4 separate regions of the Homo sapiens genome follow, and all the other regions are linked to region 1. Evidence: chromatin loops called from intact Hi-C (ENCODE). Cell type or tissue: endothelial cell of umbilical vein. All regions are shown on one strand.

Evidence for each region. Hi-C counts contacts between places; a loop is a spot of excess contacts. Peaks named below come from ENCODE experiments on the same cell type or tissue, not always from the same donor. Only the 100,000 strongest peaks of a DNase experiment are listed, where the experiment ranks them.
Region 2: a loop joins it to region 1, with 5 times the contacts of the local background. A loop is called at or near these places in 7 of 110 quality-filtered maps.
Region 3: it touches region 1 in a loop (2.5-fold over the local background); 16 of 110 quality-filtered maps call a loop at or near these places.
Region 4: a loop joins it to region 1, with 5 times the contacts of the local background. A loop is called at or near these places in 6 of 110 quality-filtered maps.

What each region holds. Positions count from the first base shown.
Region 1 is chr19:13,727,022-13,735,021 of GRCh38, forward strand. It overlaps a transcript of YJU2B not described here. Among named protein-coding and RNA genes, the nearest start is that of YJU2B, 17 kb to the right of the region's middle. RefSeq lists an enhancer at 4,794-4,843. In endothelial cell of umbilical vein, no CTCF peak of the experiment used is centred here; DNase peaks (open chromatin) are centred at 4,300 and 4,630; H3K4me3 peaks cover 730 bases; H3K27ac peaks cover 2,735 bases.
Region 2 is chr19:13,164,041-13,172,040 of GRCh38, forward strand. No RefSeq gene overlaps it. Among named protein-coding and RNA genes, the nearest start is that of IER2, 18 kb to the left of the region's middle. RefSeq lists enhancers at 1,233-1,810, 3,262-3,889, 5,582-6,082, 6,083-6,583. In endothelial cell of umbilical vein, no CTCF peak of the experiment used is centred here; DNase peaks (open chromatin) are centred at 11, 591, 1,251 and 3,681; H3K4me3 peaks cover 475 bases; H3K27ac peaks cover 5,198 bases.
Region 3 is chr19:13,780,773-13,788,772 of GRCh38, forward strand. No RefSeq gene overlaps it. Among named protein-coding and RNA genes, the nearest start is that of C19orf53, 10 kb to the left of the region's middle. RefSeq lists enhancers at 5,087-6,048, 7,113-7,402. In endothelial cell of umbilical vein, a CTCF peak has its summit at 4,356 (motif pointing right); DNase peaks (open chromatin) are centred at 929, 2,879, 4,349 and 7,189; H3K27ac peaks cover 2,472 bases.
Region 4 is chr19:13,152,105-13,160,104 of GRCh38, forward strand. IER2 (immediate early response 2) reads left to right here. Exons shown (of 2, transcript NM_004907.3): 2 at 840-2,807. The coding sequence starts at 1,083. The coding sequence ends at 1,754. It also overlaps the pseudogene RPL12P42. Among named protein-coding and RNA genes, the nearest start is that of IER2, 5.7 kb to the left of the region's middle. RefSeq lists enhancers at 722-1,051, 1,038-1,921, 1,982-2,071, 4,582-4,731, 5,032-5,121 and 3 more and silencers at 1,702-1,811, 3,422-3,741, 3,952-4,221. In endothelial cell of umbilical vein, CTCF peaks have their summits at 1,548 and 3,117; DNase peaks (open chromatin) are centred at 917, 2,367, 3,007 and 3,607; H3K4me3 peaks cover 4,099 bases; H3K27ac peaks cover 4,669 bases.

The sequences.
Region 1 (8,000 bases):
CCCGTCTCTACTAAAAATACAAAAAAATTAGCCGGGCGTAGTGGCGGGCGCCTGTAGTCCCAGCTACTTGGGAGGCTGAGGCAGGAGAATGGCGTGAACCCGGGAGGCGGAGCTTGCAGTGAGCCGAGATCCCGCCACTGCACTCCAGCCTGGGTGACAGAGCGAGACTCCGTCTCAAAAAAAAAAAAAAAAAAAAAAAAAAAAAATAATAATAATAATAATAATAGTAAGGCCAGGTGCGGTGGCTCACGCCTGTAATCCCAGCACTTTGGGAGGATGAGGCAAGCAGATCACGAGGTCAGGAGTTCGAGACCAGTCTGGCCAACATAGTGAAACCCCGTCTCTATTAAAAATTACAAAAAAATTAGCCGGGCGTGGTGGTGGGCACCTGTAACCCCAGCTACTCAGGAGGCTGAGGCAGGAAAATTGTGTGAACCCGGGAGGCAGAGGTTGCAGTGAGCCGAGATCGCGCCATTGCACTCCAGCCTGGGTGACAGTGCGAGACTCTGTCTCCAAACAAACAAATAATAACAATAATAATAATAATAATAATAATAATAATAATAATAATAAATAAAAGACACTAGTCCAATATTTCCAAAAACAAACAAACAAAAACACTAAGCTGTGGCTGGACGAGGCAGCTCATGCCTGTAATCCCAGCACTTTGGGAGGCCAAGGCAAGAGGATCACTTGAGGAGTTCAAGACCAGCCTGGCCAACATGGCGAAACCCTGTCTCTACTGAAAATACAAAAATTAGCCAGACGTGGTGGCAAGTGCCTGTAATCCCAGCTACTCGGAAGGCTGAGGCAGGGGAACCGCTTGAACCCAGGAAGCGGAGGTTGCAGTGAGCCGAGATCGCACCATTGCACTCCAGCCTGGGTGACAGGACGAGACTCCATCTCAAAAAAAAAAACTAAGCTGTTATATAACAGAGACCCAAGAATGTAGCAGTTTCAAGAATATCCAAGAATGAAGTCATTTTGGACTGGGGCCCACCTTAATGACATCATTTAACTTGGTAATATCTGCAAATAGATTTCCAAATCAGGTCTCATTCACAGACACTGAGGGATAAGACTTTGACATATCTTTGAGGGGACACAAGGTAACTCCTAACAGCCATCACCTCGAGCACTGTCCCCGTTGCAGGGTTGATGCTGGGATGGAGGAATGTCCCTGTTTCTACTCCATGGAGGAGAAAGAGCACAGAGTAGCCCACACTTGGTGTTAGAAGGCCCGTACCCAGAAATGCCATGCCTCATCACTGTTCATTTTTCACTGGACGGACGGTGCCCTCCATGGCTACACCTGGCTACAATGAAGGCTGGGACAAGTAACCCTTAACTGGGCCACCATGCAAGGTGAAACAGCACCACTGCTATGCAAGCAAAAGAAAGCAAACTTTGGTCTGGGCACGGTGGCTCACGCCTATAATCCCAGCACTTTGGGAGGTCGAGGAGGGCGGTTCACGAGGTCAGTAGTTCGAACCCAGCCTGATCAACATGGAGAAACCCCATATCTACTAAAAATACAAAGGGCGTGGTGGCATGCATCTGTAATCCCAGCTACTCGGGAGGCTAAGGCAGGAGAATCACTTGAACCCAGGAGGCAGAGGTTGCAGTGAGCTGAGATCGCTCCATTGCCATTGCACTCCAGCCTGGGCAACAAGAGTGAAACTCCGTCTGAAAAAAAAGAAAAAAGAAAGAAAGCAAATTGTACGATGCCAGCTTCCCCTAATCTGAGCGTCTTACATAACCATGCCACATTTGTCAAAACTATGATATTAACATTGGTACAATACTATTAAGTAGACTTCATTCAATATCACTGTCTTTTTTGGCCAGGCCCGGTGGCTCACGCCTGTAATCCCAACACTTTGGGAGGCCGAGGCAGGCAGATCACTTGAGGTCAGTTCAAGACCAGCCTGGCCAACACGGTGAAACCCCATCTCTATTAAAAATACAAAAATTAGCTGGGCATGGTGGCACAAGCCTTTAATCCCAGCTACTCTGGAGGCTGAGGCAGGGGAATCGCTTGAACCCAGGAGGTGGAGGTTGCAGTGAGCCAAGATCATGCCATTGCACTCCAGTCTGGGTGACAGAGCACGACTCTATCTTGGGAAAAAAATAATAATAAATTTTTTTTAAATAAAATTAAGGGCAGGGAGTGGTGGCTCACGCCTGTAATCCCAACACTTTGGGAGGCCAAGGCAGGTGGACCATGAGGTCAGGAGTTCGAGACCAGCCTGGCCAATATGGTGAAACCTCGTCTCTGCTAAAAATACAAAAATTAGCCGGGCATGGTGGCATGCACCTGTAGTCCCAGCTACTCAGGAGGCTGAGGCAGAAGAATCGCTTGAACCCGGAAGGCGGAGGTTGCAGTCAGCTGAGATCGTGCCACTGCACTCCAGCCTGGGCGACAGAGCGAGACTCCATCTCAAAAAGAAAAATAAATAAATAATAATAACAATAATAATAAAATAAATTAAATTAAGTCTCTTGCTCACAAGAGGATAAATGATAGGCATGGTTTCAACATGCTTTTCTAATAGCAATGAGATGGGACATTTCAACTCTTTAGACACTTTTCCCCTTGGCTGTATATTTTTGTGCCACTTCCTGGAATTAAGAGCATATTGTGGGCCAGGCTTAGTGGCGCACGCCTGTAATCCCAGCTACTCGGGAGGCTGAGGTACAAGAATCACTTGAACCTGGGAAGAGGAGGTTGCAGCGAGCCGAGATCACACCACTGCACTCCACAGCCTGGGAGACAAAGTGAGATCAGTCTCAAAACAAACAAACAAACAAACAAACAAACAAACAAAAAAACGTTAAAATGAAGGCTATAGTTTAGATTCATCCCCCCCACCCAAGGCCAACCACCCATAACCACACAAAGTTTGTCATCTTGATTCCCCTGAAATGCTAGCTCTAATCATAAATGAAACATGAAAATGTAAGTTTTACATCCTTGTCAGCATGATTCAGTGAAATTAAACCAATCGGCTGTAGACAAATGAGCTTAAACGGGTCTATTTGCCTTAAAAAGAAGTTAATGTAAAACAGCCAATCACAAAAAAGCTCAAAATACTTCCTCCTTTATGCCTTATAAACTTGCCCTAACTGCTGTAAGAGAACTTCTTACCACTTGATTTGACATCTCCTGAATCAAGACTTGCTGTATGACAAAGAACTTTTAATTTTTTTCTAACTGTATCTGATTTTATATATGTATGTATGTATGTGTGTGTGTGTGTGTGTGTGTGTGTGTGTGTATATATTTGTTTTGTTTTGTTTTGTTTTAGACAGTCTTGGCCTATCATTGAGCTGGAGTGCAGTGGCATGATCTCGGCTCACTGCAACCTCTGCCTCCTGGGTTCAAGTGATTCTCAAGCCTCAGCCTCCCGAGTATCTGGGATTACAGGTGCCCACTACCATGCTGGGCTAATTTTTGTATTTTTGGTAGAGATGGGCGTTCACTATGTTTGCCAGGCTGGTCTCAAACTCCTGACCTCAGGTGATCCACCCGCCTCGGCCTCCCAGAGAGCTGGGATTACAGGCGTGAGCCACCGCGCCAGGCCTGATTATATTTTTGACACTAAAAGTATCGTATGCAGGAAGACAGCTGGCACACACGGAAACTTCATGCAAATAGAATGAAGTATGCTCTCTAAAAGACAAATTAGAAGAAGGTGCCCTATCCTCCAACTTGGAGAACACAGCCTAGGCCGGACTTCAGCCCCATTCTCATGCCCTCGGCCAGGCACACTTGTTCAGGGCACAACCTGCACAATCGTACACAGTGGCCCTGACTATGTCTGTATGCAACTACAAAAACAATAGGCCGGACGCGGTGGTTCACGCCTGTAATCCCAGCACTTTGGGAAGCCGAGGTGGGCAGATCACAAGATCAGGAGTCCCAGAACAGCCTGGCCAATATGGTGAAACCCCGTCTCTACTAAAAGTACAAAAATTAGCCGGGCATGGTGGCGGGCCCTTGAAGTCCCAGCTACTCGGGAGGCTGAAGCAGGAGAATTGCTTGAACCCGGGAGGCAGAGGTTGCAGTGAGCCGAGATCGCACCACTGCACTCCAGCCTAGGCGACAGAGCAAGATTCAGTCTCAAAAAAAAAAGTGAAGAGAAAAGAGGATCCGGTATCCAAATGTGTTTTATATAAAATGAATCGTTTTCAGTGCACTGAGGAAGTTTTCTATTTAAAGAAATCCTGCTGTGAACTCTTTTGTGAAGAATGCTTTCCTAATGGAATTAGTCACCACTGAGTCATTTCTGCAAACTTCAGGTTTGCGGTTTTGCCTAAGCAAGATCTGGCCGGAGAAGTGAGATAAATTATAGATGTCGCTAATAAATTACAGATTACTCAAAGGCAAAAGAGGAAAGAAAAAAAAAAATTGACTCGTGTATATGAACCGAATTGAGTCAGGGGTCTCCACCGGCGCTTAATCATGGCCGAGATCCTCCTGCTTCTGCCTGTCCTTTGGTAGACACACGCTACAAGTCAGCTTCTGTCCATCGAGGAAGGGAACGAACTAACAACAAAGAACAATTAAGAGAAGGTTGGCCCCGTGAAAACAAGGGACCATTGAAGAGCGAGTAAAGGCTTGGCCACGTTCTGGCCCCGCCCCACCCCGGTCGCCCTGACAACAGCGCCGGCGTCTGGGCTGAGCTTCGGACTCGCAGCCAGCCTCCCACAGGCCACCGCGCGCGCTCACTTGCGCATGCGCCTCGGAGCTGGCTTCAACCAGCGAAGGCTGAACCCGCTTCCAGGGTCCTCGCCGAGCTGGGAGTTAGGATCCGAGGGGGCCAAGAGGGATAAGAAAACTTCTCTGGGTGCCCACGTGGTACTGAGCGCCCTTGGGAGGGCTCTGGAGAAGACCATCGCCTTCCAGGGTAGCTCCCTCCCTCAAAGGTTTGAGATCATGGTCCAGTTCTCGGGTCTCCCAGCCTCAGTTTCCCCATTTGTAGGAAAGGCGTTCACAGCCTCTATCTCAGAGGAGGCTTTGAGGATTCAGAGAGCTCAGAAGAGGGTAGGCTTTGTGGTGAGCGCTGGGTAGGACTTCGGGGTGGGAGTGGTGGGCTGAAGAGTCCCCGACAACAGCCCGAGGAAGTATTATTATTGTTCTTATTTTACAGGGAAGGAAACTGAGGTCCAGAAAAGTTATGACTCGCCCCAAGGGGATTGCCTGGCAGGACGTGAAGGGGAAGAGGCCCACCCTGGAGTAACCCTCACTGGAGAATCCAGAGGTGAGATGAGCCTTGTACCTATCTCAGCAGAGGGAGTAGGATAATATTTAAATATTAAGGGTGGGGAGAAGGAATGAAGGCAAGAAATAAAATGCCCAAAATGCCCCAAACGCCATCCGGACCATAAAAGTGATGGCGATAGTGTTGGACTTAGGAGCTCAAAGATGCTAACCTTGACAGGCCTGGTGGCCCAAGTCTGTAGTCTCAGCTACTTGGAAGGCTGAGGCAGGAGGATCGCTTTAGCCCAGGAGTGCCAATCCCTCCTGGGCAACATAGTGAGATCCTTGTTTCCTTAAAAAAAAAAAAAAAGTGCATACTTTCTTTCTTTTTTTTTTTTTTTTTGCGACAGAGTCTCACTCTGTTGCCCAGGCTGGAGTACAGTGGCACGATCTCGGCTCACTGCAACCTCTGCCTTCCCGGTCCAAGCAGCTCTCCTGCCTTAGCCTCCCAGTAGCTGGGACTACAGGCATGCACCACCACACTCAGCTAATTTCTGTATTTTTAGTAGAGACCGGGTTTCACCGTGTTGGCCAGACTGGTCTCAAACTCCTGACCTCAAGTGATCCACCTGCCTCTTCCTCCCAAAGTGCTGGGATTACAGGCATGAGCAACTGCACCCGGCATAAAAAATGCATACCTTTTGAAATTTTTTTTTTTTTTTTGAGACGGGGTCTTGCTCTGTCACCCAGGCTGGAGTGCAGTGGCGCGATCTCGGCTCACTGCAAGCTCTGCCTCCCAGGTTCACGCCATTCTCCTGCCTCAGCCTCCCGAGTAGCTGGGACTACAGGTGCCCGCCACCTCACCCGGCTAATTTTTTGTATATTTAGTAGAGACGGGGTTTCATGGTGTTAGCCAGGATAGTCTCGATCTCCTGACCTCGTGATCCACCTGTCTCGGCCTCCCAAAGTGCTGGGATTACAGGCATGAGCCACCACGCCCGGCCTTGCTGGAAAATTCTTAAGCCCACCTGGCATCTCCATCTTAGTCAAACGGCCCACCAACTTCCTGTTCAAACTGAGCTATTTTGATTTCTGAGTTTGTTAACCTTGGCACTACTGGCATTCGGGGCCGGATCATTCTTTGTAGTGCAAAGGCTGTCCTGTGCACTGTGAGAAGTTGAGCAGCATATCCAGCCTCTGCTCATTAGACGCCATAGCCAGGCACGGTGGCTGACGCCTGTAATCCCAGCACTTTGGGAGGCCGAGGTGGGTAGATCACCTGAGGTCAGGAGTTCAAGACCAGTCTGACCAACATGGAGAAACCCTGTCTCTACTAAAAATACAAAATTAGCTGGGCGTGGTGGCACATGCCTCTAATCCCAGCTACTCGGGAGGCTGAAGCAGGAGAATCGCATGAACCCAGAAGGTGGAGGTTGTAGTGAGCCGAGATCATGCCATTGCACTCCAACCTGGGCAACGAGAGTGAAACTCCATCTCAAAAAAACAAAAAACGAACATTAGACGCCATGAACACTCCCTCCCAACCCAATTTGTCACAACCAAAAATGTCTGCAGACATTGCCCCTGAAGGGGTGAAGATGGCTCCTATTGAGAAACACTGGCCATGAGCCAAGAATTAAAAGAGAGAAATCTGTTAGTTTTCACTAAATAGATTTGAATTCTTTATTTTATTTTATTGTTTTTGTTTCATTTTATTTTGAGAGGCAGGATCTCACTCTGTCCCCCAGGCTGGAGTACAGTGGTGCAATCATGACTCACTGTAGCCTCCAACTCCTGAGCTCAAGGGATCCTCCCACTTCAGCCTCCCTAGTAGCTGGGACTATAGGCATGCACCACCCTGCTTGGCTAATTTTTGTATCTTTTGTAGAGACAGGGTCTCACTATGTTGCCCAGGCTAGTCTCAAACTCTTGGCCTCAAGAGACCCTCTCACCTCAGTTTCCCAAATTGTTGAGATTACAGGCGTGAGCCAGCACGCCTGGTCTTGAATTCTTTAACCATTGTCCTCTACCAGAAAGTATACACTATATTAATTCTCTCACTGTAGAGATTGTTTTTTTTTTTTTGAGATGGAGTCTCGTTCTGTCACCCAGACTGGAGTGCAATGGCACGATCTTCACTCACTGCAACCTCTGCCACCGGGTTCAAGTGATTCTCCTGCCTCACCCTCCCAAGTAGCTGGGATTACAGGGACACACCACCACGTCTGGCTATTTTTGTATTTTTAGTAGAGACAGAGTTTCACCATGTTGGCCAGGCTGGTCTTGAACTCCTGGCCTCAAGTGATCCGCCCGCCTCGGCCTCCCGAAGTGCTGGGATTACAGGCGTGAGCCACCGCGCCCGGCCCTTTTTTTGTTTGTTTTAAGACAGGTTCTCACTCTACCACCCAGCCTGGAGTGCAGTGCTGCAAACATAGCTCACTGCAGCCTCAACCTCCTGGGCTCAAAGGGTCCTCTCACCTCAGCCTCCCAGGTAGCTGGGATTACAGGTGTGCTCCACCATGCACAGCTAATTGGTTTTTGGTTTTAGTTTTGGTTCTGTTTTGTAGAAGTGAGGCCTCACTTTGTTGCCCAGGCTGGTCTCAAACTCCCTGGGGCTCAAGTGATCCTCCCACCTCAGCCTCCCAAAGTGCTGGGATGGGCACAAGCTTCTGCACCTGGCTAAGATTCTTAAAATAGCCAGATTTTCTGGAAACTGGTTGACCCAGTTGGATTATATGAAACACAATGGATGATTGTAATCAACAGTTCAACTGAGTGGAACTAGCCCTGGCCAAGG
Region 2 (8,000 bases), 560 kb before region 1:
GGCACCAATTAATTTCCTCCTCGGCCTGTCCACCCAGGGCCTCGGCCTGTCTGGTTGCCAGCTGCTCACCCTCAGCCAGCCCGCCCCCTCGGGCTCCCAGGGAATTGCCAACAGTTCTCCTCCTTCCTGCAACCCCCCCACCCCCAATCCAGGCCACCCCACCCAGCACAGTTAATCAGAAAAAGCTGACAGTTAGGACCTGGAGGAGTGATCTGAAATCAGATGGAGGAGGGGTGGGATGTTAAACTTTCGGACCCAGGGATGCTTGGGGTGGAGCGGGGGCATGGCTGGAGGGAGGCAGAGGATCCAGTTTTACTTAAGAACCCCAAATCAAAGGCTTGTAGCTTCCAGATGGGGACTGCAGGGAGGGCTGACCCCCTCCCGCATACACCAGGCGGGCAAGGTGGAGCGCCCCTCCTCGGAAATTGCCCCCCGCCCAAGATGCGTCAGTGACAGCTGTGCCTCCTCAGCCCGCACCCAGCCGGTTTCCTTTTCCTGTGCACACTCTCCCGATGGGCTGGCCTTCAGCCTGGAGAGACTCCACGGCCCCTTGGAAGGGGCTCCCCAGAGGGTCTTCCTGGACGAGGGGGAGGGGACAGGCTGAAGAACAATGGGGCTTCTGTGGCTGCAGGACGCCAGGCACTTCCTGTTAACCCTTTCCTCGGGGTGCAGCTGCAGGGAGCACCTCCCAGGTCCCGCCTTGTGGGAAGGGGCAGAGGCAGCCTGAGGGGAAATCTTGTTGCGGGAATTAACTGTTGTGTTAATTGAGGCTTTTGTGAGTGTACTTAGGAGGGGTGAGGTGAATCACACCTTTTCTCACTTGATGGAGTTACAGGGCTTTCTCCTCTATTGCTGAGGGCTGTGCAGTCAGGGACGGGGCAGGGCTAGCCTGGGAGAAGCCTGTGCACTGAGCTCAGAGACGTTCAAGGCTTTTCCCCAGATAGGTTACACCAGGATCTCCAGGGCATGGACAGGGATGGGGTCGGGGAACCCAGGCATCCTAGGTGAATCCAAGGAACAGCCATGTCTGCAAACCACTGTTCTAGCTGCCTTGCTGGGCTTACCTAGGGGCCACGATCCCTGAGTCAGTTCCCTTGGCAGCCTGGGTCTCAGTTTCCCTTGGCTTGTAGAAGTTCTTTCAGGGGCCTACCAAGAGGACACGGCAGTCTAGGAGCTCCCTAAGGGGCAGGAGTGGGCTGGGAGCCTTGGAAACGGTTTGTTTCTCCTGGGAGCCCTGAGAAGTCATGTTGGGGGAATTAACTGCTGTGTTAATTGAGGCTTCAAGCCAAGTCCCCTCTGTTTACACAGAGAGTCTGAGAAATGCCCTCGGAAGATTCCGAGAGCCTCCAAAGGCCCCAGAGACTTTGCTTCTGCCCTGGAGGCTTCTGGTTTTTTACGGGTAAGATAACCTCTCCCATAGTCAAGAGAGAGACTTACTGATGCTTATGGCAGCCCCAGGCCCTGAAGGTATGCTGTACTTGGTCACTTCCGTGCATTTGTTTAATCCTCACCACAAGCCTGGGTCAGGATAAAAAGTAGGCACTTCACTCTTTTTTTTTTTAGGGGTCTTGCTATGTTGCCCAGGATGGTCTTTAACTCCTGGGCTCAAGTGATCCTCCTGCCTTCGGCCTTCCAAAGTGCTGAGGTTACAGGAATGAGCCACCGTGCCCAGCCCAGCCCTAAAGTAGGCCTTTTTTTCCCCCCGCGACGGAGTTTCACTCTTGTTGCCCAGGCTGGAGTGCAATGGCACGGTCTCAGCTCACCGCAACCTCCGTCTCTGGGTTCAAGTGATTCTCTTGCCTCAGCCTCCTGAGCAGCTGGGATTACAGGCATGGGCACCATGCCCGGCTAATTTTATATTTTTAGTAGAGAGGTGGGGTTTCGCCATGTGGGTCTCGAACTCCCAACCTCAGGTGATCCGCCCGCCTTGGCCTCCCAAAGTTCTGGGATTACAGGTGTGAGCCACCGCGCTCGGCCTTTTTTTTTTTTTTCCTTCTGAAGTGGAGTCTTGTTCTGTTGCCCAGGCTGGAGTGCAGTGACGCGATATCAGCTCATTGAACCCTCTGCCTCCCAGGTTCAAGCAATTCTCCTGCCTCAGCTTCCCAAGTAGATGGGATTACAGGCATGCACCGCCACGCCCAGCTAATTTTTGTATTTTTAGCAGAGATGGGGATTCACCATGTTGGCCAGGCTGGTCTTGGAACTCCTGACCTCAGGTGATCTGCCTGCCTCAGCCTCCCAAAGTGCTGAGATTACAGGTGTGAGCCACTGTGCCCCACCAGGTAGGCACTTTCATTAGCCCCATTTTACAGATGAGGGAACTGAGGGGAACTGAGGCACAGAGTGGTTAAACAAAGTGTCCAGGGTTACCCTGTCCAGTAAAGCAAAGCCCATTGACATTCTTCCTCTCCTGGATTTTTTTTTTTTTTTGAGATGGAGTCTTGCTCTGTCGCCCAGGTGGGAGTGCAATGGCCCAATCTTGGCTCACTGAAAGCTCTGCCTCCCAGGTTCAAGCAATTCTCCTGCCTCAGCTTCCTGAGTAGCTGGGATTACAGGCGTGCACCACCGTGCCCAGCTAATTTTTGTATTTTTTTTTTTTTTAAGTAGAGACGGGGTTTCACCATGTTGGTCAGGCTGGTCTCGAACTCCTGACCTCGTGATCTGCCCGCCTCGGCCTCCCAAAGTGCTGGGATTACAGGTGTGAGCCACCACGCCCGGCCGGATTTTTCTTCTTTTCTTTTCTTTTCGGTGGGGAGGAGGAGAGTGTGAGGACCTTTGTCCTGGTTGGTGAACTTTTGCTTAAACCCAGCTTCTATCTCTGGTTCTCAGATAAGGAACCAGCTCCTTCTGGGAGCTGAGAGCCGCACCCCAGGTCTCCTTGCCACTCCTGGGCTACCTGTTTTCTCTTTCCTCATATCCAGGGCTGATCACTCACCAGGTTCCCTCTTAGAATCATTTGCCACTTCACTTCATTTTCCTCTCTTCTCCCCTTTCTGCAGGATGAACACTTCCCCAGGGGTCAATCTGTGCACGCTCAGTCCAGGGGCTGGGTAAAGACAAAGTTTTTTGTTTGCTGTTGTTCACTTGTTTATTTAAATTTATTTATTTTGAGATGGAGTCTCGTTCTGTCACCCAGGCTGGAGTGCAAGGCGCGATCTCGGCTCACTGCAACCTCCGCCTCCCGGGTTCAAGCAATTCTCTGCCTCAGCCTCCTGAGGAGCTGGGATTACAGGTGTGCACCACCATGCCCGGCTAATTTTTGTATTTTTAGTAGAGATGTGGTTTCACCATCTTGGCCAGGCTGATCTTGAACTTCTGACTTCGTGATCCACCTGTCTCAGCCTCCCAAAGTGCTGGGATTACAGGCGTGAGCCACTGCGCCCCACCCTCACTTGTTTATTTACTTGTTTTGTAAACATTATTTACTGAGCATGATCAAACTGCTAGACTGGAGAGGCTGCTGCAATCTCCTCCCTCTGCCCCCGCCATTTCCTGGTACCCATCCTTGCTGGTGGTGTCTGCAATCAGCGGGGCCCTGGCTGAGTTCACGGGAAAGGAAATGGCTCATTGCTTCAGCCTTTAGACCGGGGGGCAGGGAGGGCCTGTCGGGAGGCCGCCTAGTCAGGGGCGTGTCAGAGGCCAGAGGGGCCGGGGCCCAGCAGCTGGGGCTTGGTAAGCTCTGGAGCCTGGGCTCCAGGCCAGCTCGCTGCCAACCTCCACCTGAGACCACCCCACCCCCAACCCCCTTCCTTCTCTCCCCTGCTGCCGAGGCGCGCCCTTCCGGAGTGAAACTTTGGTTTCTCACGACCCGGAAGGCTTGAAGCAAACCTGCAATTACTCACTGCCTGGTCTGTGCGGGCTGCAGCTCTCAGACTCAGGATGAGGTGGCGGTAGGTGGGGTGGGGCTCTTGGGACCCTTTTACCCCTTCGTGCTGCTGGCTGGGGGAGGCCACTAAAGTCTGCGCGCTGCCTTCCACGCGTTCTCCAGACACTTTCCAAATCCCTGCGGACACTACCTTATAAACAGATACTGGAATTTTCAAAGTACTGTCATGCTGTTTGGGACCAGAAATTCCCTCCCATGAGGGTTGGATATGAAGCCAGTTTGGAGGGGGAAGCTGAGGGTGCATGCCCCTGGATCTACCAAAGCCTTCTCTTCAGTCTGGGAGGTTTTTTTTCTTTTTCTTTTTCTTTTTTGAGACAGAGTCTCACTCTGTCGCCCAGGCTGGAGTGCAGTGGTGTGATCTCAGCTCACTACAACCTCCACCTCCCAGGTTCGAATGATTCTCCTGCCTCAGCCTCCCGAGTAGCTGGACGACAGGCGTGCGCCACCACACCTGGCTACTTTTTGTATTTTTAGTAGAGACAGGGTTTCACCATGGGTTTCAGAGGGTGCAGTGGCTCACGCCTGTAATCTCAACACTTTGGGAGGTCGAGGCAGGTGGATCACTTGAGGTCAGGAGTTCGAGACCAGCCTGGACAACATGGTGAAACCCTGACTCTACTAGAAATACAAAAATTAGCTGGTGGTGGTGGCATGCACCTGTAGCCCCAGCTACTCAGGAGGCTGACTCAGGATAATCAGGAACCCGGGAGGAGGAGGTTTCATTGCTCCAGACTTTGAGACTCCATCTGAAAAAAAAAAAAAAATTAAGCCAGGCAAAGTGGCTGATGCCTGTAATTCCAAAGCTTTGAGTGGCTGAGGTGGGATGATCACTTGAGGCTAGGAGTTCGAGACCAACCTATGCAACATGGCAAGACCACCACACCCCCATCTCTGCAAAAAATTAGCCAGGTGTGGTGGCGCACACCTGTAGTCCCAGCTACTCTAGAGGCTGAGGCGGGAGGGTGGCTTGAGCCCAGGAGTTTGAGGCTGCAGTGAGCTATGATCATGTCACTGCACTCCAGCCTGGGTAACAAAGCAAGGCCCAGTCTCAAGAAAATCAGTTATTTTTGCATATGTATGGCGTACATAAGAACATTTGTTACATGTCTATAATGTAACCTCTCTCTGCTTTGCTTTGCAGCTCTGGCAGGGGCAGGGCAGCAGTGCTATGATGAGGCCACTTGTAATTGGGGGTGTTCATGGGAGGGCCTTTGTTCTCTGAGCACTGAGTGGGCACTGCTGTATCTCCATATGCCTGGGATCCTCATTGGTTCCCCTCCTTTCTCCCAGGCTTGTGCCTCTTTCTTTTACTTGACTTTTTTTTTTTTTCCACCCAGGCTGCCGTATAGTGGTGCCATCTCAGTTCACTGCAACCTCCACCTCCCAGGTTCAAGCAATTCTCCTGCCTCAGCCTCCCCAGTACCTGGGACTACAGGCATGTGCCACCATGCCTGGCCGATTTTTGTATTTTTAGTAGAGACAGGGTTTCACCATGTTGGCCAGGCTGATCTCAAACTCCTGGCCTCAAGTTATCCATTAGCCTCAGCCTCTGAAAATGCTGGGATTACAGGCGTGAGCCCGGCCTTTCTTCTTTTTCTTTTTTCTTTTGTTTGTTTTTTTAGAGACAGGGTCTCACTCTGTCACCCAGGTTGCAATGTAGTGGCATGATCATAGCTCACTGCAGCCCTGAACTCCTGTGCTCAAGTGATCTTCCCACCTCAGCCTCCCAAGTAGCTGGGACTATAGGTGTACATCACCATGCCTGGCTAATTTTTTAATTTTTTTTGCAGATATGGGGTCTTGCTATGTTGCTGAGGCTGGTCTCCAATTCCTGATTTCAAGTGAGCCTCCTGCCTCTGCCTCCCAAAGTACTGTGATGAGCTACTACGCCTGGTCATTGTCCCTCTTTCTCATGACTCTCTGGACATCCCTGGGGTGGAGGGTGGGGCAGGCACACACATCCCTCAACTTCCCAGTGGTTCCACGATGACTAAGCCAGCCCTGTCCCTGAGGCTGGGAGTCTGGAGCTAGGATCCACCCCCATGGCCTCATATCCCAACCTTGAGCCTGGGTTTCTGGTCAGACTGGACGGGCTAGCTCGGTCTCCTTAACTCTCAGAGTTGCCTTGTCCAGGCCCAGCGGGTCCCACACAGCCAGGCACACCCCACCCCACAGGGCTCCTGGGAAATTCTCTGCCCCACCCTCAGGCTGCCTCAGACAGACTGAGGTTACCTGTGATTGTCCCAGATAACCCGAGTGAGCCCATCCTCTGCTCTGGGTGGCTCCCTCCCTGGCAGCTGACCTGTAAATTTTGAAAAGATGGGGACAATGCTCAGCTAGGAGGGATGCTCCTGCTGTCTTCCCTGCTGGCCTGGCCACTCCCCAGACTGGACAGGTCCCTTGGCAGCTCTTCCCAGCAACCCAGGCAGCCCCAAGCCCCCTCTTGCTTGGTGTTCCAGGCCAGTGAGAATCTCACTTCTTCTCCAAAACTTTGTCTTCCAACTCCTGTTTTGTTGTGTTTTGTTTTTTTATTGAAACAGGGTCTCATTCTGTTACCCAGGCTGGAGCTCATGGCATGATCATAGCTCACTGCAGCCTCAAACTCCTAGGCTCAAGCAATTCTTCCCACCTCACCCTCCTGAGTAGCAGGGACTACAGATGTGGGCCACCATGGTCAGCTAATTTAAAAAGTTTTTTTCTTAGGCCAGGCATGGTGGCTCACGCCTGTAATCCCAGCACTTTGGGAGGCCGAGGCAGGTGGATAACAAGGTCAGGAGTTCGAGACCAGCCTGGCCAACCTGGTGAAACCCCTGTCTCTACTAAAAATACAAAAATTAGCCGGGCGTGGTGACAGGCACCTGTAGTCCCAGCTGCTTGGGAGGCTGAGGCAGAGAATTGCTTGAACCCGGGAGATGGAGGTTGCAGTGAGCTGAGAACACTCCACTGCACTTTAGCCTGGGCGACAGAGTGAGACTCTGTCTCAAGAAAAAAAAAATTATATATATATAAATTAGCCAGGCATGATGGTGAGTGCCTGTAATTCCAGCTCCTTGGGAGGCTGAGGTGGGAGAATCACTTGAACCTGGGAGGCAGAGATTGCAGTGAGCCAAGATTGCTCCACTGCACACCAGCCTAGGTAATAGAGTGAAACTCCATCTCAAAAAAGAATTTTTTTTTTTCAGAGATGGGGATCTCTCTGTGTTGCCCAGGCTGGCCTCAAGCAATCCTCCTGCCTCAGCCTCCCAAAGTGTTGGGATGACAGGCATGAGCCACTGCGCCCGGCCTGTGGTTTCTCCATGTGGGGCCAGATCACTCTTTGTGCAGGGAGCTACCCTGTGCATCTTTGATGTTGAGTAGTAGCCCTGGCCTCAACCCTGTGCCAATGAAAGATGTCTCCAGATGTTGCCAAATGTTGGGGTGGGGTGGGGCGCAGCCTTGCCGCCTGCTTCACCTGTTCTACCTGTCCATACTCATACCAACCTGCAAAGTAACTTAGACCGTGTGTTTTCTTTTTCTTTTTTTTTTTCTGAGATGAGGTCTTGCTTTCTCCCAGGCTAAAGTGCAGTGGCACGATCTCAGCTCACTACAACCTCTGCCTCCCAGGTTCAAGCGATTCTCCTGCCTCAGCCTCTCGAGTAGCTGGGATTACAGGCACCCGCCACCATGCGCAGCTAATTTTTTTATTTTGAGTAGAGATGGGATTTCACCATGTTGGCCAGGCTGGCGGCTCGAACTCCTGACCTGACCTCAGGTGATCCACCCGTCTCGGCCTCCCAAAGTGCTGGATTACAGGTGTGAGCCACCGTGCCCAGCTGGAGCATATGTGTTCTTTTTTTTTCTTTCTTTCTTTCTTTCTTTTTCTTTTTTTTTTTGAGACGGAGTCTTGCTCTGTCACCCAGGCTGGAGTACAGTGGCGCCATCTCGGCTCACTGCAAGCTCCGCCTCCTGGGTTCATGCCATTCTCCTGCCTCAGCCTCCCAAGTAGCTGGGACTACATACAGGTGCCCGCCACCACACCCGGCTAATTTTTTTGTATTTTTAGTAGAGACAGGGTTTCACCATGTTAGCCAGGATGGTCTCGATCTCTTGACCTCTAGATCTGCCCGCCTCGGCC
Region 3 (8,000 bases), 54 kb after region 1:
GGGGAGGAAGGCCAAGTGCAGTGGCTCATGCCTGTCATCCCAACTACTTAGGAGGCTGAGGCAGGAGGATCACTTGAGCCTGGGAGTTGAAGGCAGCAGTGAGCTATGATCTCACCACTGCACTCCAGCCTGGGTGACAAAGCCAGATCCCGACTCTTAAAAAGGAATGAAGCACTGATCCAGGAAACTACAAGAATGAGCCTGAAAATAAACTAAGTGAACAAAGCGAGACACAAAAGGCTACATCTTGAATCGTCCCACTTACATGAAATGTCCCAAACAGGCAAATCCATGGGGGGAGAAAGCAGATGAGTGATTGCCAGGGGCTGAGGGAGCGGGAATGGGGTTTCTTTTCAAGGGGTATGAAAATGTCCTGGAGTCAGAAGTGATTGTACAACATTGTGATTATACTGAACTGTGCACTTTAAAATGGTGCATTAGGCCGGGCGTGGTGGCTCATAACTGTAATCCCAGAACTTTGGGGGGCCAAGGCCGGTGGATCACTTGAGGCCAGGAGTTCGAGACCAGCATGGCCAATATGGCAAAACCCCAACTCTACTAAAAATACAAAAATTAGCCGGGTATGGTGGTGAGTGCCTGTAATCCCAGCCACTTGGGAGGCTGAGGCAGGAGAATCACTTGAACCTGGGAGGCGGAGGTTGCAGTGAGCCAAGATGGTGCCATTGCATGTCAGCCTGGGTGACAGAGTGAGACATGGTCTCAAAAAATAATTAAAATAAAATGGTGAATTTTAGCACCACCACCCCTCCCCGCCCAAACATGCAGAGAGAAATTTCATTAAAAAGTCCTAACTTAGCATCTTGAAAAATCAGGAATCAGGGCAGTGGAAGCCGCACGCATGAGATGGAAAGACTGAGTAGTCTGGCGTTTCCCAAGCTGCCAGGAAGGCCCCGCCCTCATTGTTTCTGGAGGGGGAGGGAGGGGCTGGAGGATGAATGAGGCCCAGATCTCAGACTGAGGGATAAGGGTAGCTCTTTCCTTTCTGGGCTTCCCTTTCACAGCCAATCCCCGGCCTCTGTTCAGGGCTGGGGATTGGCTGTTCCAGCTTCCAGGGCACACATCCTTGAGCCCCATCTAGGGAACCTGGTTTCTCTGGCTGTCTGCCCACCTCAGGCAGTAATTGACTTCTGCCCTTGGTTTTGTTTTATTTTTTTTTTTATTTTTTATTTTTTTGAGATGGAGTCTCCCTCTGTCACCCAGGCTGGAGTGCAGTGGCGTGATCTCGGCTCACTACAACCTCCGCCTCCCGGGTTCAAGTGATTATCCTGCCTCAGCATCCCGAGTAACTGGGACTATAGGCACACACCACCACACTCGGGTAATTTTTTTTTAGTAGAGATGGGGTTTCACCATGTTGGCCAGGCTGGTCTCGAACTCCTGACCTCTGGTGATCTGCCCACCTCGGCCTCCCAAAGTGCTGGGATTACAGATGTGAGACACTGGGCATGAGCTGTTTTTTTTTTTGTTTTGTTTTTTGTTTTTTTGTTTTGGGAGATGGGGTCTCACTATGTTGTCCAGGCTGGTCTCAAACACTTCTACCTCAAGCGATCTTCCTGCCTTGGCCTCCCAAAGTGCTGGGATTACAGGCATGAGCCACCCAGCTGACTTAAGGCCTTTCAGGTAGGGCCACTTGGCTCATTCAGTATTTTTTTTTTTCAGAGCAGGAATGAAAGTTTATTAAAAAGCCTTAAAACAATAAGGAAAGGAAAGAAGGAAAGTATAACTTAGAAGAGGGCCAGACGGGTAACTTGAGAAACCAAGTTCTCCTTGTTCAGTACTTATTGTGATTACTTTTATATTTTTTTAGAGACAGCGTCTTGCTGTGTCGCGACTGCAGTGGTGAGATCATAAGTCACTGCAAACTCAAACTCCTACACTCAAGTGATCCTCCCACCTCAGCCTCCCTAGTAGTTGGAACCACAGGCATGCACCACCACGCCCAGCTAATTTTTTTATTTTCCGTAGAGACAGGGTCTCCCTATGTTGCCCCGACTGATTTTGGCCTCAAGCCATCGTCCCACTTCAGCCTCCCAAACTGCTGGGATTGTAGACATGAGCCACCACACCCAGCTATTGTGACTACTTCATGCCAACCTCTCTTCTAGGCAGAACTAAGAACTAACATTCAGGCTGGCCGTGATGGTTCACGCCTCTAATCCCAGCACTTTGGGTGGCTGAGGCAGGTGGATCACTTGAGGTCAGGACTTCAAGACCAGCCTGGCCAACATGGTGAAACCCTGTCTCTACTAAAAATACAAAAATTGGCCGGCATCGTGGCACACACCTATAATCCCAGCTACTCAGGAGGCTGAGGCAGGAGAATCGCTTGAACCCAGGAGGCAGAGGTTGCAGTGAGCTGAGATCATGCTACTGCACTCCACCTGGGCGGCAGAGCAAGACTCTGTCTCAAAAACACAAAACAAAACAAACCTGACATTCCAGTGACAACAGAAAAAAGAGACAACACCAAGTTTGTATCCCCTTCCCATCCAGGCCACAGTCCTCCCTGCCTTTGTGCCCACAGTTCCTTCCCCCGAGACATCACCTCAGAGAAGCCTTCTTTGTCCCCTGCCCCCAGAAGTGGCCTGTTTGATTGTCTTCTTAGCCAGGGTCACTTTCTGTTACTTTCCTCTGTTTCTACTTTGCTTCTCAAGGACCCCGACTCTGTTCGGGGCTGTGTCTCAAGCAACTAGAACAGCTCACAATAGGCACTCGATGAGCAGGTGTTTATTGAAGGAACGGTTCCTTCTAAAACCTTTTGTTTCAGTGAATGAGTTATGATTATTCAATGGTTCATTCAGCCCCTTAGCTATAAACAATACACCCTTCCTAAACAATACACCCTCTCCGGAGTACCTGATTCATATCATTGTCTTTGAACTATTTTACAACTCTGTAAGTTGTGAAAATTGATAGCAATACAAAATAGTTCTTATCTACAGACATGCAAATGTCATATCCTGTCCAGCCTAGAGGTTCAGTTGACAACGCTTATTCCCCTGTGGAAAACCGAATTTGCCTACATTCACACCTTTGCTTCAACAGCTTGATTTCTAAAGTGTCTTTTTCAAGGTCAGGCACCCTGGCTCACACCTGCAGTCCCAGCACTTTGTGTGTGTCTGTGTGTGGTTTTTGTTAATGATGATGATGTTTTTTAGATCGTCTCCCTCTGTCACCCAGGCTGGAGTGCAATGGCATGATCTCAGCTCAGGGCAACCTCCGCCTCCTGGGTTCAAGAGATTTTCCTGCCCCAGCCTCCCGAGTAGCTAGGACTACAGGCGCGCGCCACCACACCCGCCTAATTTTTGTATTTTTAGTAGAGATGGGGATTCACCATGTTGCCCAGACTGGTCTCGAACTCCTGACCTCAAGTGATCCGCCTACCTTGGCTTCCCAAAGTGTGGGATTACAGGTGTGAGCCACTGCGCCCAGCCTAATCCCAGCACTTTGGGAGGCGGAGGTGGGCAGATTGCTCGAGGCCAGGAGTTCAAGACCAGCCTGGGCAACATAGCAAGACCCTATCTCTGCAAAACATTTTTAAAAATTAGCTGGGTGTGGTGGGGCATGCCTGGAGTCCCAGCTACTCCAGAGACTGAACTGGGAGGGTCACTTGAGCACGGGAGGTTGGGGCTGCAATGAGCCCAAATCGCACCACTGCACTCCAGCTTGGGCGATGCAGCAAGGCCCCATCTCAAAAACAAAAGTGTCTTTTTCAGACTCTCTTGAACATAACATCTGCCTGTTTCCCACATCAGTGAAATTAAGAGAAAAACAAGGCTAGGTGTGGTGGCTCACATCTGTAATCCCAGCACTTTGGGAGGCCAAGGCAGGCAGATCACCTGAGGTTAGGAGTTCGAGACCAACCTGGCCAACATGGTGAAACCCCGTCTCTACTAAAAATAAATAGATTAGCCGGGCGTGGTGGCAGGCACCTATAGTCCCAGCTACTCATGAGGCTGAGGCAGAAGAATCGCTTGAACCCGGGAAACGAAAGTTGCAGTAAGCCAAGATCGTGCCATTGCACTCCAGCCTGGGCAACAGAGCAAGCTCTGTCTCAAAAAAAAAAAGAAAGAAAAAAAGAAGAGACAAAAAAACACAAAAAAGAAACAAAAAAAATTTCTGACCTGGCGAACAGGAAGAAAAAAACATTTTAGCACCCATTCATCTTTATATGTTAAGGGAGTGGTGATTTTGCCACCTTCAAAAAATTAGCTTCCGGTCTTTCTATCTGGAATCAGAAAGGCAAGGGCCAGGACGGGGTGGGCTCTGGGCCAGGACGGGGTGGGCTCTGGGTGCCATCTGGCACCGGAGTTGGACACCAGGAGGCGCCTCTAACCGGGGTTAAATCCACCCGCAGGCTGGTGGCGTCTCGACCAGCCCAGGAATCCTGCATTCTGGCTCCCTTTGTGCCTCTGACGCCAGCCCCTTCGAGGAGCACCCCAGGGGCAAGGAAGGGCTTTCAGGCACTGCAGGTATGGGGTCTGGAATGTGCACTCACCCATTCCCCCTTCACCTCTCCCCTCAGGGCTCCCCAAACAGCCTCATTTTCCCCTTCACTTTCCTGGGTGACTTTCCCCTCCTGCACTCCCCCAAGCCCTGATTAGTGCTGGAGCCAGGAGCCCCAGACTCCGGAAGAACCCACACCTTGAGTTCTTTGCCAGGTTCTGCCACTTTTTGACTGTGTGACCGTCAAGTCCCTTCACCTTTCTGAGTCTCAGCCTGGGGCCGTGGCTCATGCCTGTAATCTCAGCACTTTGGGAGGCTGAGGCCAGCAGATCACTTGAGGTCAGGAGTTCAACACCAGCCTGGCCAACATGAAGAAACCTCGTCTCTACCAAAAGTACAAAAATTAGCCGGGTGTGGTGGTGCGCGCCTGTAATCCCAGCTACTCGGGAGGCTGAGGCAGGAGAATCGCTTGAACCCGGGAGGCGGAGGTTGTAGTGAGCCGAGATCACGTCACTGCACCCCACCCCAGCCTGGGCGACTGAGTGAGACTCTGTCTCAAAAAACAAAACAAAACAAAACAAAACAAAACGGGAGGCTGAGACAGGAGAATCACTTGAACCTGGGAGGTGAAGGTTGTAGTGAGCTGAGATCATGTCACTGCACCCCACCCCAGCCTGGGCAACTGAGACTCTGTCTCAAAAAAAAAAAAAATTAAAACCTTTCTGAGCCTCAGTTTCTCTGTCTGTTACATTGGGATCCCCACTCCCCCTCAGTGTGAGTTCAGGAGCCTAAGAATAAGGGACATACCAATTTTTTTTTTTTTTTTTTTTTTTGAGATGGAGTCTCGCTCTGTCGCCCAGACTGGAGTGCAGTGGTGCGATCTCGACTCACTGCAAGCTCCGCCTCCCGGTTCACACCATTCTCCTGCCTCAGCCTCCGGAGTGGCTGGGACTGCAGGCACCCGCCACCATGCCCGGCTAATTTTTTGTGTTTTTTAGTAGAGACGGGGTTTCACCGTGTTAGCCAGGACGGTCTCAACTCCTGACCTCATGATCCGCCCGCCTCGGCCTCCCAAAGTGCTGGGATTACGGGCGTGAGCCACCGCGCCTGGCGGGACATACCAATGTGACTAGGAGCTGCGCTTGTGTGCTGGGGGCAGAGCAGTGGGAACCCAAGTCCTGCCATCCCCCGTCCTCTCTGTCCCTCCCTAGCTCCCCTCTCCCAGGGACAGAGGCGTCATTAAATGTGGCTTTTCCTGACAGTTATTGGCCGGGCGCTGTGGCTCACGCCTATAATCCCAGCACTTTGGGAGGCCGAGGCAGGTGGATCACCTGAGGTCAGGAATTCAAGACCAGCCTGGCCAATATGGCGAAACCCCATCTCTACTAAAAATACAAAAATTAGCCAGGCGTGGTGGCGGGCGCCTGTAGTCCCAGCTACTCGGGGGGCTGAGGCAGGAGAATCGCTTGAACCTGGGAGGCAAAGGTTGTAGTGAGCCGAGATCACGTCACTGCACCCCACCCCAGCCTGGGCGACTGAGTGAGACTCTGTCTCAAAAAAAAAAAAAAATTAAAGCCTTTCTGAGCCTCAGTTTCTCTGTCTGTTACATTGGGATCCCCACTCCCTCTCAGTGTGAATTCAGGAGCCTAAGGATAAGGGACATACCAATTTCTTTCTTTTTTTTTTTTTTTGAGACGGAGTCTTGCTCTGTCACCCAGGCTGGAGTGCAGTGGCGCGATCTCGACTCACTGCAAGCTCCGCCTCCCGGGTTCACACCATTCTTCTGCCTCAGCCTCCCGAGTAGCTGGGACCACAGGCGCCCGCCACCATGCCCAGCTAATTTTGTCTTTTTTAGTAGAGACGGGGTTTCACCATGTTAGCCAGGATGGTCTCGATCTCCTGACCTCGTGATCCGCCCGCCTTGGCTGGCGGCGGGGATTACAGTGCTGGCGGCGGGGATTACAGTGCTGGGATTACAGGCGTGTAATCCCATTACAGGGAGGCTGAGGCAGGAGAATCCAGCTTGAACCCAGGAGGTTCAAGCTGCTTGAACTCCTGCTTGAACCCAGGAGGCAGAGGTTGCAGTGAGTCAAGATCCGCCACTGCACTCCAGCCTGGGCAACAGAGCAAGCGAGACTCCGTCTCAAAAAAAAAATACTTTGGGAGGCTGAGGCGAGCGGATCACCTGAGGTTAGGAGTTTGAGACCTGCCTGACCAACATGGAGAAACCCTGCCTCTACTAAAAATACAAAATAAGCCTGGCGTGGTGGCACATGCCTGTAATCCCAGCCACTCAGGAGGCTGAGGCAGGAGAATCACTTGAACCCAGGAGGTGGAGGTTTCGGTGAGCCAACATCGCGCCATTGCACTCCAGCCTGGCCTGGGCAACAAGAGCGAAACTCCGTCTCAAAAAAAAACAACAACAAAAAAAAAAAACAAAAAAACACAGTTATTCTTGCCTAAGCCTTTCTCTCCTGCCTCCACCTTCCCCCGCCTCGACCTGGCACGACCACTTCTCCTGGCAGGGCCCTGACACTTTGCCCATGAACTTCTGTTTCAAAAAGAAAGAAAAGAAATGCAAGAAGGAAATCTTGCCAGCTGCGCATGCCGGAGGGGCTGCGTCGTCGCGACCAGGAAGCAAGCGAAGCCTACCCAGCTGGTTTCCTGCCTGAGTCAACGGTGGCTGGGGGTGCTGCAGGGGGCTGGCAGAAGGGAGGGACCCTCAGAAAGCTAGGGTGGAGATATCCACGAGCTGGGGGTCCTTGTCTCCACCTTCATCTGAGCCCCCAGGGTAGCCCCATCTTCCACGGGTTGAGAGCACACGTGGTTTGGGGTCAGGAGCTGTACATGCCTAGACAGTGAGCTCACGCTGGGCGCGGGCAGGATCAATCTGGCTTCCATTTCCCCAAAGCCCAAGCTTGCTGGCTTTACTGAGAAGGAAGGACGCAGGTGGTTGGAACTACCCCCATCAAACTCCTTTTTTTCCTCTTTTTTTTTTTTTTTTTTTTTTTTGAGACAAGAGTCTTGCTATATTGTCCAGGCTGGTCTTGAACTCCGAGGCATAAGCGATCCTACCTCCTCTGCCTTTCAAGTAGATGGGACTGGCTGGGCACAGCCCCTCACACCTGTAATCCCAGCACTTTGGGAAGCCAAGGTGGAAGGATCGATCGCTTGAGCCCAGGAGCTCAAGATCAGCCTGGCCAACATAGTGAGACCCCATCTCTTTTAAAAAAATTGTTTTAAAAAATTAGCCAGGCATAGTGCTACACGCCTGCAGTCTCAGCTACTCACGAGGCTGAGGCAGGTGGACCACTTGAGCCCGGGAGGTTGAAGCTGCAGCAAGTCGTGATCACGCCATTGCACTTCAACCCACGCAACAGAGCAAGACCCTGTCTCAAAACAGGGTTAGCTGTTTGAAGGCAGGGCGTAGTGGCTCCCACCTGTAATCCCAGCACTTTGGGAGGCGGAGGAGCGTGGATGACCTGATGTCAGGAGTTCGAGACCAGCCTGGCCAACATGGTGAAACCCCATCT
Region 4 (8,000 bases), 570 kb before region 1:
GTAGGGCGGAGATTTTCTATCTGCTCTGTCTCTGCATTGCTGGGTTTCCAGCTCCCAACCTAACCCCGCCTCCCCGAACGCGGAGACGGAACTCGGCCCCCTTGTTTGGGGGGCGGCAGCCACGTGTTCACGGGGACTGTCGTGCGCGCCGGGTTCGCAGCCGTGCGAGCTCTGAACCCACCCGTGGAGCTCCTGTCGCGGGAAACTGCGGGGGAATGGCTTGGTACGAATCACGGGAACCCGTAGCCCGGGGCGGGTCACCGCCTACAAGCAAGGGCTGGCGTACGCTAGAGACCGAAGAGCTGGAGGCCCCAGTGGCCCCCTTTCACAGCAGTAGCAAATATTGTTTGTTTAGTAAATATTGGCCTAGTGACTCTGCCTTGGTTTCCCCACTTGAAGGAAGCAGATAGAACAGTATCCTCCGAGGAGTGGAGGCTGGGGATCGGTGAATTATTGATAAAAGGAGAGCTCTTAACCTAGCCTGGCACGTTGTAAGCGCTGTTAGCATGATTATTGGTGCAGAAAACACTCATTAGACACACCTGGTAAATGCTAAGAACAGTGGCCACAGGGGATGTTCAGGCTGGAACCAGGGTCTTCCCCTGTGTGAAGGGAAACTTGCTGCCCACGACCCACTGGGGCCTCCAGACGGGAGCATGTGGGTAGGCCGTGAGCTCCACCCCCGGCCCCCCTCCCTTGGGCCAAGGCGCTGATGCATCGGCGGGGCTCAGAGAAAGGAGCCCACCCAGAAAGCTCAGCGTGGAGTCGGGGGACGCTCCTCCTCGCCAGGGTTCCCGTCCCCTTTCCCTGCTGGGTAAATCGCATTCTGTCTCTTTAAGGAGTGTTTGGCCGCGACGAGTTGGAAAGCCCGGATGCGTCCTTCGGTTGGGCGGGGTGTCTCAGTGACGTCACTGGGGGTATAAAAGGGCCTGGGTGGCGGGCGCCTGGGCAGAGCGTCCTAGCAGTGTCACTGCGTGGGTTGGTTTGTGTAGAGAGGCGTGAGCGAGCCCGTTGTCCGGAGTGCACCTGCTGCCTGTTCTGTCCCTCCCGGGAGCCCCCGCCGCTGTCGCCGTCGAGTCGCCATGGAAGTGCAGAAAGAGGCACAGCGCATCATGACCCTGTCGGTGTGGAAGATGTATCACTCCCGCATGCAGCGCGGTGGCCTGCGGCTGCACCGGAGTCTGCAGCTGTCGCTGGTCATGCGCAGCGCCCGGGAGCTCTACCTCTCGGCCAAGGTGGAGGCCCTCGAGCCCGAGGTGTCGTTGCCGGCCGCCCTCCCCTCTGACCCTCGCCTGCACCCGCCCCGAGAAGCCGAGTCCACGGCCGAGACAGCGACCCCCGACGGTGAGCACCCGTTTCCGGAGCCAATGGACACGCAGGAGGCGCCGACAGCCGAGGAGACCTCCGCCTGCTGTGCCCCGCGCCCCGCCAAAGTCAGCCGCAAACGACGCAGCAGCAGCCTGAGCGACGGCGGGGACGCTGGACTGGTCCCGAGCAAGAAAGCCCGTCTGGAAGAAAAGGAAGAAGAGGAGGGAGCGTCATCCGAAGTCGCCGATCGCCTGCAGCCCCCTCCGGCGCAAGCGGAGGGCGCCTTTCCCAACCTGGCCCGCGTCCTGCAGAGGCGCTTCTCCGGCCTCCTGAACTGCAGCCCCGCGGCCCCTCCGACGGCGCCGCCCGCGTGCGAGGCAAAGCCCGCTTGCCGCCCGGCGGACAGCATGCTCAACGTGCTCGTGCGGGCCGTGGTGGCCTTCTGAGGACCCCGAGCGGCGCTGCCGGAGCCCAGAGCGCGCGTCGAACCGTCGGCCCGAGGGCGCAGACCTGAGGCGAGGCCACCCCCCTCCATCCTGGGGGAAGCGCCCGCGAAAACCGTGGAGAGAAGCCGCCGCCCGGGCTGCTGAGAGGCCCGGAGAGGGACTCTGTCCCCGGGGAGCCATCGCCTTCAGTGTGCAGGGACGGCACCGAGGAGTCTGAGCCGGGGGCGCGGGCGCCTTCCGCAGAGACCTGCGCCCACAGGTGCTGTCTTAGTGGACTGGGACGTGAACCTTTCGCTCTCCTTCTGGACTGGGAGAAGGGAGGCTTGGGTGTTGTGTTTTTTGTTTTGTTTGTTTGTTTGTTTTTAAAGATCTCCTCAGGGTCGGACTTCATTTTGTACTGTGGGCTGTGCTGGCCCTTTCAAGGTTTTTCAAGAGTTGGTTTTGCGTTTCCAACCTCGGAGAATTCCAGGCACTCCCCTTCCCCCTCCGCTGACATACTTGTATAAGCGGTCATCGTTGCGTCATGGGGCAGGCGTGGGGAGCTTCCTGTCGCCTTGCGTGGGTGTGGGGCCTGGGAGGAGGTCCTGGGGCGTGCACCCGCCCTGGGCAGTGGGGAGGAGAGTGGCCTGAGTTACTTCACCCCCGCGTGCTGCTGGTTAATGTCCCGCGTCTCTGCACCTTCGGGTGGGAGCGGGGACTGATCTACTTTCACATTCTCAAGTTTTTCTCATCTGCATTAGAGGTGCCCAGTAGGTTCCCAGGTTCCAGCGTGCCCCTCCCTCAGACACACGGACACAATCAGCCGAGAAGTTCCTGGTCTGAATCACGAGAATGTGGAGGGGTGGGGGGTGTCAGTGGAAAGGCATAAGGCTGAGCTGAGACCAGTTGCTGGTGAAACTGGGCCAATCTGGGGAGGGGAACATCCTTGCCAGGGAGTTTCTGAGGGTCTGCTTTGTTTACCTTTCGTGCGGTGGATTCTTTTTAACTCCGTCTACCTGGCGTTTTGTTAGAAATGTCAGATAGGAAAATAAAAACCATTTGAGTAAAAAAGCCGGTGCTGTCTGGTTTTCTGCTGTGGTGGGGGAGGGGCGGGGTTAAAGCGTCAGGGGCTGGCAGCCGCTCGCTGGGGCCCCAAGAACCGGTCTGACCGGTTACCACGTGGGCGAGAGAGGGTTGGGCCCCCTTTTCCTTGCCCGGGCATTCCCTAACTGGTGGAGCCCCGCCTCCCCCAGATTTGGGGGTTCCCTTGAAATTGTCCTACAACTCCGGGACAGGGAGATCGGGGCTTTCTGAGTTGAGACAATAGTGCTAAACACACTGCCCCAAGCGGAGCTGGGGATCGATTGCACGCACTTTGAAGCCTTGAAAGGTGGTAGATCTCGCCCCCACCCCCTAGACCAAACTGAATCAGCTGTGGCCGGGGCCCTACAGTATCAGGTGGAGCTGAGCGGGTGAGCTTTGAAGGGCTCTTTAGTCCCCAGTTCCCGTATCTTCCTCGAGGAATCGTTGTGTGTCTCAGGCAGGGACGTGCAGCCTCAGTTTCCTCATCTGTGAAATGGGCCTCTAAGCAGCTTCTCCACCCGGCATTAGGTTTTTAAAAATGCCCATTAGAGCCCTAGTTATTTTCTTGGGTCACTCCCCAGCTCTAGAATAACCACCCCGAAACGAGAAAGCCCTTTCAATATACCCCACGTAGGTTTAAGAGTGGGGTTGTGGGCGTTGCCCCAGGGCGAAGGGAGGGGGCCTGTCGGGAAGACAAAGGAGTCGCAGGTGCGGGGAGTGGTGGCGGCGGCAGGCGCCGGGAAAGCGCTCGCCCCGCCCCGCCGACGGCTGGCTCTGCCGCCGCAGGCTTCCCATGACCCCAGGGGAACTGACCCCGTGGCCACAGGGTAGAAGGAGGGGCAAGCCGGCCTCAGAACGTCTGCTGGTGGAATCTGGGAGCTTTGGCTCCCCTCCCGCCCAACCCACACCCCCTTTCCTCTCCTGTGTGGATTGTGAAGGAGAGCTTCTCACCGTTCTCCAGCCAAGCTCGCCCCCACGGCTGCCTGATTCCTTCCTGGGAACACGTGGGGGGACTTTTAAAAGGCGCCACCTACTCCGAGTCCTGACCCACCCAACTCTCCCAGGGGACGTGGGGGCACTGGAGCCCCACACCGCAGGCGGTAGCTCAATGCACCCGCGTCGGAGTTCCTCCCCCGCGAGCGTGGCAAGGCTCAGGGAAGTCCCGGGCCCCTGGGGAGGGGGCCTTGCCGCGCATCCTGTCGCAGGAACCGCCGGGCCCTTCCTTCCGCGGGAAGCGGCTTGGCCGACCCCCGCCCCCGCCCGGGCCTCTTGGGGGTTTCCGGTGCCCGGCCACCGTGGGGCTGGGGACTGAAAGTGATGGGACTGAAGATGGGGCTGGAACAAACACACTACAGACACATCCCCTTAAGACACACCCATCCCCAAGACCCCACTGGACCCATCAGAAAAGGCAGCATTGAACCTTGTCACAGCAAATAACATTGGTGAGGCCTGGACTAATTGATTGGACAATGGCTGTGAAAACTAAAAAGGTCACCCATCCTGTGACCAGCAGGTTCCAGCAGGGAACCCCAAGCCTGCTGCAGGAGACTCCAGAAAGGTGTTTGCTGCTGGCTTGTACTAAATTGGCACAAACTGCAAACAGCACAGCCTACATGCCCATCCTCCCAGATGGGTCCTCCCCAGAGGATAAAAGGCCGGAGCCAGACAGAACTACACACACAGGCCACACAGATAATTCGGTACCAGAAACATGATGCTGAGTGACAAAGGCCAGCTGCAGAAGTCAGGTAAGAAGCACATATTCTGGGCCGGGCATGGTGGCTCATGCCTGTAATCCCAGCACTTTGGAAGGCTGAGGTGGGCAGCTCACCTGAGGTCAGGAGTTCGAGACCAGCCTGATCAACATGGTGAAACCCCATCTCTACTAAAAATACAAAAATTAGCTAGGCAAGGTGGCAGGCGCCTGTAATCCCAGCTATCCGAAGGCTGAGGCAGGAGAATCACTTGAACTCAGGAGGCAGAGGTTGCAGTGAGCCGAGATGGTGTCACTGCACTCCAGCCTGGGCTACAGAGGAAGACTCTGTCTCAAAAAAAGAAGAAGAAGAAGAAGAAGAAGAACATATTCTGGAGGGAGGGAAACAACCAGGTCTACTTTCGTTTTCTTGCTATGCATCCTTGAGTGAGTCACTTGACCTCTCTGGGCCTGTTTCCCCAACCGTATACTGGGGACAATAATAGTCCCTGCCTTTTAGGTTTGTTGTAAGGATTGAGATTACACATGTAATCCTTACAACAAACCTAGCAGAGTGCTGGCACGTAGAAAATGCTAAATGTGCTGGGTGCCATGGTTCATGCCTGTAACCCCAAAAATTTAGGAGGCTGAGGTGGGAGGATCACTTGAGGCCAAGAGTTTTCAGTGCAATCATGGCTCAGTGTAGCCATGTAGCCTCGAACTCCCAGACTCAAGCAATCCTCCTACCTCAGCCTCCCAAGCAGGTTGGACCACAGGCTCAGGCACCATGCACAGCTAATTTCTTTTTTTTTTCTTTCTTTCTCTTTTTCTTTCTTTTCTTTCTTCCTTCCTTCTTTCCTTTTTCTTTCTTTCTTTTCTTTCCCTCCCTCCTTCCCTTCCTTTCTTCCTTTCTTTCCTTTCTTTCTTTCAACTAGAGTCTCTCTATCACCCAGGCTGGAGTGCAGTGGCTTGATTACAGTTCACTGCAGCCTCGAGCTCCTGGGCTCAGGCAATCCTCCCACCTCAGCCTCTGGAGTAGCTGGGACTACGCCACCACACCCAGCTAATTTTTCTTTTTTTTCTTCTTCTCTCTCTTTTCTTCCTTGTCTCTTTCTTTTCTTTTCTTTTTTGTTTTTGACAGAGTCTCGCTCTGTTGCCAGGCTGGAATACAGTGGTGCAATCTCGGCTCACTGCAACCCTGGCCTCCCGGATTCAAGCAGTTCCCCTGCCTCAGCCTCCGAAGTAGCTGGGACTACAGGCGCACACCACGACACCTGGCTAATTTTTTTTTTCCCACCGGTTGTCAAATGACCCTTTATTGAAATATTTTTCTTTGTGCTTCTTAACTAGCTGGGCATTTCACAGCACCACTGTGGGTTTTTCTGGTTTTTTGGGGTTTTTTTTTTTGAGTCGGAGTCTTGCTCTGTCGCTCAGGCTGGAGTTCAGTGGCGCGATCTCGGCTCACTGCAAGTTCCACCTCCCAGGTTCACGCCATTCTCCTGCCTCAGCCTCCTGAGTAGCTGGGACTACAGGCGCCTGCCACCACGCCCGGCTAATTTTTTTGTATTGTATTTTTAGTAGAGACGGGGTTTCACCTTGTTAGCAAGGATGGTCTTGATCTCCTGACCTCGTGATCTGCCTGCCTCGGCCTCCCAAAGGGCTGGGATTACAGGCGTGAGCCACCGCGCCCAGCCATCACCACTGTTGATGTCATCTATGATGTCACGAGGGTGGCGGCCATCAACATTACGGCCTACAGACTGGGCAGTCCCCAGGATCTCTTTGATGGTTCCAGAGAGTTCTCTGGCTAAAGATCGGTGCCACATCTGTCGAGTAATGTTGACGATCTCATCAAAAGTGATATTCCCATTGTGTCTAATGTTTTTCTGTTTCTTTCTGTCTCTTGGTGGTTCCTTGAGGGCTTTAATGATCAGGGCAGAGGCAGAAGGCACCACCTCAATCTGGGCCTGTCTGTTCTGAATGGTCAGTTTCACTGTAATCCTCAGGCCCTTCCAGTCACCCCATTGCCTTGGCAAGGTCATTACCAAGCTTTTTTGGAGACAGACCCAGGGGGCCGATCTTGGGGGCTAGTGCAGAAGTGGCACCCCCTTCACCCCGAGTGCACCTCAGGTATACAAATTTGATCTCGTTGGGGTTGAACTTTGGCAGCATGGTGGAGGTGATTGGTTTTGGAAAAACCTGGATTCTGGACAACCGAAGAAAGCTGCACCTTGGGCTCCTCCAAGCCGAAAGCCCAGCTAATTTTTTTTTTCTTTTTGACACGAAGTCTTGCTCTGTCAACCAGGCTGCAGTGCAGTGGTGCAATCTTGGCTCACTGCAACCTCCACCTCCTGGGTTCAAGCAATTCTCCTGCCTCAGCTTCCTGAGTAGCTAGGATTACAGGCACCCGCCACCATGCCTGGCTAATTTTTGTATTTTTAGTAAAGACGAGGTTTCACCATGTTGGCCAGGCTAGTTTCAAACTCCTGACCTCAGGTGATCCACCCACCTCGGCCTCCCAAAGTGCTGGGATTACAGGAATGAGCCACCGCACCTGGCCGAAATTTTTTGTATTTTAGTAGAGACGGGGTTTTACCATGTTGGCCAAGATGGTCTCCATCTCGACCTCGTGATCCGCCCGCCTCAGCCTCCCAAAGTGTTGGGATTATAGGCATGAGCCACCGCGCCTGGCTCTTTCTTTTCTAACAGGGTCTTGCTCTATTGCCTAGGCTGGAGTGCAGTGGCACGATCTTGGCTCACTGCAATATCTTCCTAACAGGTTCACGAGATTCTCCCACCTCAGCCTCCTGAGTAGCTGGGATTGCAGGTGCACACCACTGCGCCTGGCTAATTTTTATATTTTTTGCAGACACAGGGTTTCACCATGTTGCCCAGGCTGGTCTGGAACTCCTGAGCTCAAGTGATCTGCCTGCCTCAGCCTCCCAAAGTGCTGGGATTACAGGCGTGAGCCACTGCACCTGGACGTATTTATTTTTTACTTAGGATTTGTGCCCTAACTCAGAAGTTAATTCTGTTAATTCTACCAATGTCCAGCCTGAGCCTGAATGAGTGAATGAGGTTGTTTTGGGTAAACAGGTGTTACATGCTTAATGTTTATCATCTCATTAAATCAGTGGCTTCTACATGACTCTTAGAATTTCTCAAACCTCAGATGGTTGAGGGGTCAGGATATTTGTGATATTTTCATAACTACTGTACTATTATTATTATCATTTATAGACAGGGTCTTGCTATGTTGCCCAGGCTGGAGAACAGCAGCGCCATCATAGCTCACTGCAGCCTCCACTGCCTAGGCTCAAGCAGTCCTCCCACCTCAGCCTCTGCAGGAGCTGGGACCGCAGGCCTGTGACACCATGCCCAGCTAACTGTATTCATGTAATAGTTTTCTTTGCGTTAACCCACTTATTAATCACTCTCCCTATTTAGAAAGTAACAGTTTTTTAAAAGGTTACAATGAAAATAAAACA